2 separate regions of the Homo sapiens genome follow, and region 2 is linked to region 1. Evidence: chromatin loops called from intact Hi-C (ENCODE). Cell type or tissue: HCT116. All regions are shown on one strand. Links, peaks and the distances in the headings refer to the core of each region. The heading gives the core; the rest is flanking DNA.

Region 1 (5,376 bases), core at 239-5,238:
TGCAGACGTCTCTTGGACCTACCTTCAGTTCCTTTGGATACACACCCAGAAGTGAGATTACTGCATCATTTACTGGTTCTATATTCAGTTTTTTGAGGAACCTCCATGTCATTTTCCACAATGGCTGTAGTAATTTACATTTCCATTACGCATAAGAGTTCCCTTTCCTCTGCATCCTCTCCAACATTTATTTTTCATCTTTTCGATGATAGCCATTCCAACAGGGGTGAGGTGATAACTCATTGTGGTTTTTATTTGCATTTCTCTAATAATTAGAGATGCTGAGCATTTTTTCATGTACCAACTAGCTACTTGTAAATCTTCTTTTGAGGACTTTGGGTCCTTTGCCCATTTTAACATCATCTAATTATTTGTTTTCTTGCTATTGGGTTGAGTTTCTTTTATATTTTGGACATTAGCTGCTTACTTGATGTATGATTTGCAAATATTTTACTCCATTTTGTGGGCTGTCTCTTCTCTCTGCTGATTGTTTCCATTGCTGTGCAGAAGCTTTTGAGTTTGATGCCATTTTATTTGTGTGTTTTTGCTTTTATTGCCTGTGCTTTCAGGGTCTTATCCAAAAAAAATTATTGTCCACACCAACGTTATAGAACTTTCCCTTATGTTTTCTTCTAGTCATTTTAGAATTTCAGTTTTTATATTTAAGTCTTTTATCCATTTTTTAAATTTTATTTATTTATTTAGAGACAGGGTCTCACTCTGCCACCCAGGCTGGAGTGCAGTGGTGTGATCTTGGCTCACTGCAACCTCCGCCTCCTGGGTTCAAGTGATTCTCGTGGCTCAGCCTCCTGAGTAGCTCGGATTATAAGCACCTGCCACCAGCCTGGCTAAGTTTTGTATTTTTAGTAGAGATGGGGTTTCACCATGTTGCCCAGGCTGGTCTCAAACTCCTGACCTCAGGTGATGTACCTGTCTCAGCCTTCCAAAGTGCTGGGATTACAGGCATGAGCCACCATGCCAGGCCAAATCTTTTATCCATTTTAAGTGGATTTTTGTGTATGTCATAAGATAAGGGTCTAATTTCATTATTTCACATGTGGATATGCAGTTTTTCCAACATCATTTGTTGGAGAGACTCTCCTTTCCCCATTGTGTGTTCTTGGCACCCTCATCAAAAATCAGTTGACCATAAATGTGGGGGATTATTTCTGTGTGTTCCATTCTGTTCCATTGATTGATTTGTCTGTTTTTTATGCCAGTTCTAGGGTGTACTAATTGCAACTGCTAAAAGAGTTTAAAATGAGGGAGTGTGATGCCTCCAGCTGTGTTCTTTTCCTTCATGATTGTTTTGGCTATTTAAGGTCTTTTGTAGTTCCATGTGAATTTAAGGATTGTGTTTTCTATTTCTGTAAAAAATGACATTGAATATTTGATAAGGGCTGGACTGAATCTATAGAACATTGGGTAGTTTGTACATTTTCACAACATTATTTCTTCTACCCATAAACATGGAAAATATTTCTATTTATTTGTGTTTTCATCATTTTCTTTCATCAGCATTTTATAGTTTTCAGTATGCAGGTCTTTTACGTCCTGGGTTAAATTAATACCTAAGTATTTATTTATTTTGTTGCTATTGTAAATGGGATTTTTTTTTGAAATTTACTTTTTAAATATTTGTTATTAGTATATAGAACGCTATTGATTTTTGTACGTTGATTTTATATCCTGAAACCTTAATTTGTTTATATGTCCTAACAGTTTTTTTGTGGAGCCATTAGGGTGTTCTATATAAAAGATCAATTTGTCCGCAAATAGAGACATTTCACTTCTTCCCTCAATTAGAATGCCTTTTGTTTCTTTCTCTTGCTAAGACTTCTAGTGCTATGTTGAGTAGGAGTGGTGAGAGTGGGCATCCTTCTCCCTGATCCTAGGAGAAACGCTTTCGACTTTCCACCATTGAGAATGACGTTAGCTATGGGTGTGGCATGGGCGTCTCTCCTGTGCTGAGGCAGCTCCCTCTATGCTGGATTTGCGAGGGTTTGCTATTACGAAGGGCGTTGAAGCACGCTGGGGGCTGAGCCTGGAGCACCTGTGGGGGTGCTTCCTGTGGCGTGGTGCCTCTGGCTAGTTTCTCTGATGTGGCACCTCCATGGGCCAGGCCCGATCTGTGCCCTGTTTGCTGTGAGCCCCACCTGTTTTTGTTTCTAACTGGCCCTGTGGGCACTCCCAATGTTTCCCGTGGGACAAGACAGGTGTGAGCTCCTGCAAAGTGGCCCAGAATGGTGGGGATGTGTTTCCCATGGGACAAGACAGGCGTGAGCTCCTGCAAAGGGGCCCAGAATGGCGGGGAAGCGTTTCCTGTGGGACAAGACAGGCGTGAGCTCCTGCAAAGGGGCCCAGAATGGCGGGGAAGCGTTTCCCGTGGGACAAGACAGGCGTGAGCTCCTGCAATGGGGCCCAGAATGGCGGGGGAGCGTTTCCCGTGGGACAAGACAGGCGTGAGCTCCTGCAAAGGGGCCCAGAATCGTGGGGAAGCGTTTCCTGTGGGACAAGACAGGCGTGAGCTCCTGCAAAGGGGCCCAGAATGGTGGGGAAGCAGAACTTCTGCCTCCAACTCACTTTCTCACCGTGCAACTGCGGATCCAGAGGAATCTCTGCATGTGAGGCTCTGCCAGGTTGGGGAGGAGTGTGCGCTCAACATCTCTCTCCACTTTTTACCATTGCAACAGCTTTTCTTAGCTCTGGGGTCCAGGAGTGTGTCTCAGCCTTAGTCCTGAATTCTGGGACATGCACGATGGTATTCTTGCCTGTGGAGAGCTGCTAGTTGAATTTCTGTGGTGGTGAGTGATGTCAGTGAAGTCCCATTCTGGTTTCTCTCTGATGTCACACTGAGAGCACAGTTTTGGTGAGAAGATTATCTTTGTGTAAAAGCAAAGAAGAGAGGAAAGAACCTGCGTTTCTCCTCTGCACTATCCGCTGCGTTTTTCTGTAGAATTGGGTGTGCCATTTGCAAGAGCTGTGTGTGTGCAGCAGAGCAGGCAGCCAACCAATCCTTGCGGTTCAGTGTGAGTTGGGAGGGAGAAAGCGCAAACCACTAAGTGTAGACAACACGCAGGGAGTTCATTTGGGAAGTTTAGCGAGTGGTGTCCAAAGCAGAGTTGCTCCCTCAGCACTATGGGCAGTTTGGGCCACACAATTCTTTGTTGTTGGGGAGAGAAGGCTGTCCTGTGCCTTGTAGGAGGTTTGGCAGCATCCCTGGCCTGGACACCCCATGACAGTGGCAACCCCTCCCCTAGCGGTGACAAACATAAAGGTCTCTAGATGTTGCTAAATGTCCTCTGGTGGGGGTGGGAAGGGCATTGCCCTGTGTGAGGACCGCTGGTAGAGACTGTTGCAGGGTTCAGAAAAGAGATTTTTGTTTTTCAGTTGGGACATACATGATCAGTCTTGGGGAAGGAAGCAGAAGCAATGGTGGAATAGGACAAAGATAAAGGAAAGAGGTGGAAAGTGATGAACACAGACCGCGATGACCCGGTGTGGGGTGATATGGGCGAGGACAGCATCCAGCGAAGAGGTCCTGGCTCCTGACTGCAATTTGGTGGCTCTACTGTACCCTGTGCAACGGGTATAGGTTGGTGCTTATTTTCTCTCCATGTGGTCAGAAGTCTCATCTTCAAAGTGCTTAAGCTGTAGCCCTTGCCCTGTCACCTCTGGTTATTGCTGGGACCTGGGTCACACTCCTGGTTCATCTGCTGGCCCCAGGCCGGGTGAGGCTCCCATGTGCCTGCTGGCCTGAGAAAGGCTTATGTGAGTCACGGGCTACTAGGGGCAGAGAGAAGGGAACAGGATGGAGAAATTAAGTGAGGAATAAGATTGTAGAAAGCCAGGAAGAAGCCGAAAGGGGACTTGGCTCTGGCAGCATTTTGTTTTGCATCAGTCTGTGCTGGAATAAGCTGTCGAAAGGTTGTCTACCCATTGCCCCCTGGTACCTTGTGCTGTGCTCATTGTTGGCAAAACACTTGAATGATTGTGGCCTAAATGTGCAGTGATAAAAGACAGAACATAGCTTTGTTATTTTTCTAACCAGAATAGGAGAGTGGCTTTTGGAATCAAGATTTAAAATTCAGCCTTATCCTCATGATTTGCTTGTGTTTTGGCTTGTATTTTGGCTTGTGCTTGAAATGACAAGAAGGATCAAGGGTTTAAATGTGATCTTGAGAAGACATGAGAGAGAGAATTGATATTTTCCTATCTAATATTTATATTACTTTCCTGTATAGAGTAGGCTAAGGATTTTATTTGGACGCTAATTGTATGTAATTCCTATAGCAGTTATTTTGATTAAGCCAACTAGATTTACCTCTAATTATTCATTTTAAGCCCTAGATTTAAAGATAACTTTTTATTCTCTGTAAACAACCTAAAAGTTGCCTTAGATTTATTTCATAATATGTAAAAATGCTGAAAAAGGGCTAGTTTGGCTGGAGAGACATTTTAATTTTTCCCTTTAATTTTAAATGACAATAGTGTGTGTATAGGAGCTGCGTTTCCTACCGAATATTCACCTGGTGTGGAGACTGAATAACATGCCACTCTAAGGGTTAATAAAAGCATTAAATAACTTGCATCTGGGAAACATCAATTGAATAGATAATTGCTTCTTTGTGTTTCTGCTTAGTAGTGGCTGGACATGTAAAGTTTCTATACCACAAAATGAAAACAGATGAGCAAACAAGAGGCCCGGGGTCACATAACCGATGCGTGCTCAAAGCTCGAAGCAGCGTCAATCAAACCTGGAGGGTACCATGTCGAGAGATGGTATCTTTCCATTAATCAGGAATTGGTACCCGGGTGATAGACGGCCTCTGTAATGAAAACCTCAGTTAGCAAACAGCCAGAAGAGAGAGAAAATAATCCAACCAGCCAAATAATCAAAGAACACATGAGGTGTCTGTAGGGAGATTTCCACAGTGGGAAACCCATAGAAAAAGTTCTGTCTCTCACTCTTGTTTTTGTTTTTTGGTTTTGGATACAATTTCATTTAAGTAGAAAGATCATCCATGATTTTCTCAATCTTCCTTATGTCTTTTATGCACTATACTTGCCAAAGTAGCATAGACAGAAAAAAAGCAGGAATCCTATGGATTTCCACCCTTAGTCCTTCAACTAACTTTAAAATAACTTTTAATTTTCTTATTCAGGTCTACATTCTAAGTCACACTCCCCTCCCACATGTCTTTGCCTGCTATTTTACTTCATTAATATTTACCAGCTTTTCTGAATTTAGACACCTAATTTTGTATTTTCATGTATTTCTCTGCATATCCTTCAGATCCTTATTTTCCTCAATATTCATGTAAAATATATAAACTATAATTTCTGTGTTCTTTTAAGAGATAGCAAGTACCTAAA
Region 2 (5,376 bases), core at 257-5,256, 71 kb before region 1:
AGCATTGGCAAGTGAATACATCAGTGCTAGCACATCCACAATCATTCTTCAGGCAGGGATTCTGCAAAACTAATCACCCAAGGAAACAAACACACCACAAAGAAGTAATTAGGAAGCCTGTGAAATTAGACCTGGTGGGTGGGGGTCCCTGCTGGGAAGGGCCACAGAAGTGACACATAACAGGTCATCTGTTGTTAAACCTGGGAGACAGACCCAAGCTCCGGCCCAGTCTAATTACATCAAACAAGGTGCTATTTGTATTCATTTCTGAAAGACAAACTAAGTTGAGAGTGAAGTATCTTTGTGATATATTCCAGGAGACGGGATGCTGAGGATGCTGGATGTGGGCAAGGACCAAGCTGTGGTCACACCGCTTTCGAGGTCACAGGCAGGCCTGTTTAACACCATAATGAATTCAGGAAGGAATGAAATGAGGCAAAAGGCCTACGCTATGACTGGATGAGCACTGCCTCAAATGTCCCCCAAAGGTGGGGGTTGCAGAGCACAGGAAGCCAAGGGGTGGGGCATGTCTGTGGTTAAACATCTTCCAATTCCCAGCTCTGCCCAGGTAATTCCCTTTCCTTCAGACCTTCTGGTTTTATTTAGTTGGCTGGTTTTACATTACTGTGCTCAGCTGAAGCTTTTGCTAATCTATTCACATTCCCAACACAAGATAAATCCTGCATATTTTTAAAAATGTGTTTAAGACTATAGGCTTATTTCTACCCAGATTATTAAAAAGTCCCTCTCATGATGCTGGTTTGCAGGAGCTCTCTAATCAGGCGCGCTACCTGCTTTCCATCCTGCCTTTTGGGATTTGAGGTGAGGCTCACCCTACCAACCCCACATAGCTCAGAGGGTGCAGCCGTGTGTGCTCTAGAACATTCTGGTTAGGGGTAGGTTAAAGCAGCATTATCATGTCTTTTGGAGCCCACTGGGCTACATTCTAGTCTTGGTTTCTTCTTGGGTGAGCCCATTAGGTCAAAATTTATTTCTAAAGTAAGAGAACAGAACTGGGTACCTTTTAAGCTGCTTCTGGCTTCTGTAATCATGCGAGGATTACAGAAGTACTTAGAAAAACTTTGCATAGTAATACTTTAAGAAGTACAGGACTGGAAGGGCCCTGAGAATCATCTAGTTTCTTTCCCCAGATGGATTTAAATTCTCAAGTTACATAAAGAACTCATCACATTTGAAGGTAACTGGGGAGAGAAATGAATGAGCATTTGTTGAGCATTGGCCATGGGGCAGGCTACTGGGATTCGTAGAACAACACTGCAGGAGGCCGGTTACTCTTGTGGGTGATGGCAGGGAACTTGGGCTTGGAGTTTCACAGGTTGTGGAGCTGGTGAGTGGCAGTGCCTGGATTTGCACCCAGCCTTGTGGACTTCTAGAGTCAGAGCTCTTCACTCTGGTCTACACAACTGCTTTATTATAATTATTTTTGGAGACGGAGTCTCTCTCAGTCACCCAGGCTGGAGTGCAGTGACTCAATCTCAGCTCACTGCAGCCTCCGCCTCCCGGGTTTTAGTGATTCTCCTGCCTCAGCCTCCCAAGTAGCTGGGATTAGAGGGGCCTGCCACCACACCTGGCTAACTTGTATTTTTAGTAGAGATGGGGTTTCACCATGTTGGCCAGCCTGGTCTTGAACTCCTGACGTCAGGTGATTCACCTGCCTCAGCCTCCCAAAGTGCTGGGATTACAGGTGTGAGCCACTGCACCTGGCTCACGCAACCACTTTAAAAAAAGACTAATTTAAATACTTCTCAGTACCAAGAACCCAAGGGTAAAAAAGAGTCATTTGACTGACGATGAAGTGAGGCAAGTTTGAGACTGAGTGTCCCCTTGTACAGATGTAGCTGCTGAGGCATGGAAGCATTAGGATGTGTCCCCGACCGTGGATATGTCAGTGCAGCATCAGGGCTAAGACTCTGGGTGTTCTCTCCTTGACTTACCTCTTTCCACCTAGCTTAGAAGGGTCTTGTCGAGAGAGTCTGATGTGCAGGTGAGATTATGTCTCCAAGTCTAAGACATGGTGGGCCATGTGTGACTGCCAGTTGCCTCTTCTGCACGTGCGTTCTGAGCGTGATCTCACCTGTAAAATGTCCGTAATCCTGGGTACCCCAAGGTGCAGTTGTGAGGCTGCATGGGCTGACGCGTAGGACAGAGAGGGGCTCATTAAATGTTGTTTTCCTCCCTTCCAAATGAGCTGGATTTGGAGGGAAGCAGACTTCCCGAGAATCAGCGGCTTGTCTGTAAGGTAAAGTTATTACGACTGGAAACTGGACACACTAATTTTTTCGTTTGTGTTTGAACTTGGATGGCCTTCACATGGCTGCATTCTGTGTGTCTAGGCTGCGGTCCCTGACTGGGCATTTGCCAAATACAAAGTGATTTTCAAACTAAGTCAACCCCATTGCAATGTGTACTTCAAGGCAACATTTGAAGAAGGTATTGGTTTCAAAAACAAAACAAATCTACACACAAGAGACATACATACGTGTCCTCACTGGACTGTGTAACGTCGCTGACCTGTGAGATAGGACAGCTCTTTCCTGTTCATACTGGCATCCCCATCTCTTTTGACATACCGCAGTGGTAATTGTTTACTGTTATGAATAAACGTTAATAGGCATTTTTCACATTGACAAAAGCGTTTTCTTCAATATATAACAGCTACTGAAAAAGAACAATTAAAATATTTCAATATCACTCCTTGCTTTGAGTCATCCTTGGTGAGATGTAGTTTATCTAAGCAGTCACAAGAGTCATGCAGGGTCCATGACCCAGATGAGGCCTTGCGCACTCAAGACCTCTTGTATTGAGTAAAGTGTCGCCAGCTGCACGCAGCTATGCCCAGAACTCCTCCCAGGTGCGGTAAAGACGGTGCAGGAATCGCCCTTCGCCTGTGTGTCCAGCAGAGGGCAGTAGCGTCCCAGTTTTCCTTTCTGACACGTTTGCTTTTGCATGCTGCGGTTGCATAGCGTTCTGAGGCTCTTGGGTGGCTGACACATAATTGCAGACATTAAGCGTTTCTTAGGAGAGGCATAAAATGTATTGTGAGGGCAGTGAAATCCTTTGTCAAAACTTCTCTGAAGATCTGACCCCATACCGTGACAGTGCAAGGCTTGAACGTATGCCTGTCACTCACCAGCTTGTAGTCTCTTGCGTCCTGTGAACCTCATTGGCCAAATGTTTTTGTGTTGCTTTATTTTGTTCAAGTAACGACAGCACTCTCTGTGATTGTGTTAGGATACAATTTTACCCAACTGTCAATAAATGAATTTTGTCATTTTCATATCAAGTACTTCTGAGATTCCATATTCCCTTGAGCAGCAGAGTATTGGGACTTGATAAGAAGGAAGGAGGTATATGTCCTCTCTTTCCGCCTCTCCAATCATCCTCCTCTCTCTAGATTTTTCCTGGGAGCTGTCTGGCCGTTTGGCTTAAGTGGAAACCACGGATAATTTTCTTTCTTTTAAGAGAAATTAGTTCTCGAAAGGCAGAAAGAAAAATAGAGAATTTTGGTGAAAGCCTTTGGTGAATTCTCTTTGTGTTCTAGGTCAGCCCTGGATCTGGGTGGATGGAAATGCTGTATGTCACTTATCAAAGAGGTTGCTGCTTTATACGGGCCACAAAAACTCTTTATATGGGCAAACTGTAATAAAATGCTATGGGCATAGTAGTTCAGAACCACTAATGCTTATATCTCTTTGGGAAAAGTCATGAAAAATATTGGGAGATGAAAGCAGGGTGTGGTGGACCCCATTTAGTTTGTGCTCTAAGCCCCCTGCTGTTTGTGGTCCGTGCTGGAGCTGACCAGTGGGCAGTCACATTGCAGACCACATCAAATTTTTTTTTAAGTAAAGGGAGAAAAAAATACAATGGACAAAATATATATCCATAGCTTGGAAATGCTTGGAATAACCTGCTGTGCATGGTGGCCCCAACTTAGTGATGCAGTGGCTCTGGGACATCAGAAAGCCCTTGGAGGTCAAGGTTCAGAATTGTGTTCCTCTTGGAGAGTTCTCAGAACAGAAGCTCCTCAGAGTTGGCCATTTTGTTGTCCTTGTAGAGAAAGTGCCAGCACTTAGATCATAGTGAGTCTTCAGTATACGATTGTTGAGAGCATGAATGAATGAATGAATGAAGCACATAGTCATGTTTTAAAAATTAGGACCGTATCAACTGAAGATTATTTTTATTAGATACATATAATCCATATTTTCCCATTAAAAACTGAAATTTTTATTAAAAAATGTATTTTATTCTATTTATTATTTGTACTACTCTTTAAGAAATTATGTGGGTATGGTGACTCATGTCTGTAATCCCAACATTTTGGGAGGCAGAGGTGGAAGAATCACTTGAGGCAAGATATTCGAGACCAGCCTGGGAAACAGTGAGAAAGCCTCTCTAGAAAAAACTTTACAAATTTTCCAGGCATGGTGGCACATGCCTGGAGTCTCACCTACAGGGGAGGCTGAGGCAGGAGGATGGCTTGAGCACAGGAGGACGAGGCTGCAGTGAGTCATGGTTGCAGGACTGCTCTGTATCTTGGGCAACAGAGTGAGACCCTGTCTCCAGAAAAAGAAGACAGAGAGAAAACTGAACTCAAATCTTTATAAAATGGGTGTATTATACTACAAGTTTAGATACAATATACATGTCTAATCATTTCCTAGCATGCTAGGTATAGCGAGGTAAACAAAGAAACTGGGAGACAGAGTCCTTGCCCTTGAATTGTGCAATGTAATGGGGAGATGATGCCAGCCCACGTGAAAGTCCTAAGAAGGGGTAAGATGGCGTATTACTCAGGCTAGAGTTCTCCTTGGACGCTGAAGTAGAGCTTGCCTATGCCTGTTGGAACACCTGTCATACTCTGGAAATTATTTACCTGGGTATCCTGTCTTGCCTGTTAGAGGAATAAGCTATTGAGAAGCAGGGAGCCTGTCTTACATATGTGAACAGCCTTCACCGGGCCTGGGCAATAGTCGCAAGGCAGTAAATACTGGCTGAGTAAAGGAGCAGAGGCCAAGTGCTGGAGATGAGCCTGGCATTTGCCTGTAGGTGTAGGGTGGAGAGGAGATGTGGCTTGGTAAGAAATCCTGCTGACTGGAGAAGGGAGTTGGTGTGGAGAGTAGCAGAAGTGAGTGTGTGGCAGCTGATGGGTGTTGCCATCAAGGTAATCAGGGAGGAGCCTGGATGAGATGTGGCAGCAACAGGGAGCCGTGTGAGGAGGAGCACGGCACAAAGGCAGTGTTCCAGGTGATGAGCTTGGCTGTGATGCAGTGTGAGTTGCCGGGGGTGACGGAAACTGAACAGAACTGCAAAGCAATAGAATTTGACAATACAAATGCTTCTAAATCAGCTATT

The links. Hi-C counts contacts between places; a loop is a spot of excess contacts. Peaks named below come from ENCODE experiments on the same cell type or tissue, not always from the same donor. Only the 100,000 strongest peaks of a DNase experiment are listed, where the experiment ranks them.
Region 2: it touches region 1 in a loop (6-fold over the local background); 1 of 110 quality-filtered maps calls a loop at or near these places.

What each region holds. Positions count from the first base shown.
Region 1 is chr4:189,719,425-189,724,800 of GRCh38, reverse strand. LOC105377616 (a long non-coding RNA gene) reads left to right here and starts at 1,643. Exons shown (of 2, transcript XR_007058515.1): 1 at 1,643-5,376. In HCT116, for the core only: a CTCF peak has its summit at 3,249; a DNase peak (open chromatin) is centred at 2,270; H3K4me3 peaks cover 2,735 bases; H3K27ac peaks cover 2,027 bases.
Region 2 is chr4:189,790,750-189,796,125 of GRCh38, reverse strand. All of the region lies in intron 3 of FRG1-DT (FRG1 divergent transcript), which reads left to right. Among named protein-coding and RNA genes, the nearest start is that of LINC01596, 88 kb to the left of the region's middle. In HCT116, for the core only: a CTCF peak has its summit at 2,907 (motif pointing right); a DNase peak (open chromatin) is centred at 2,945.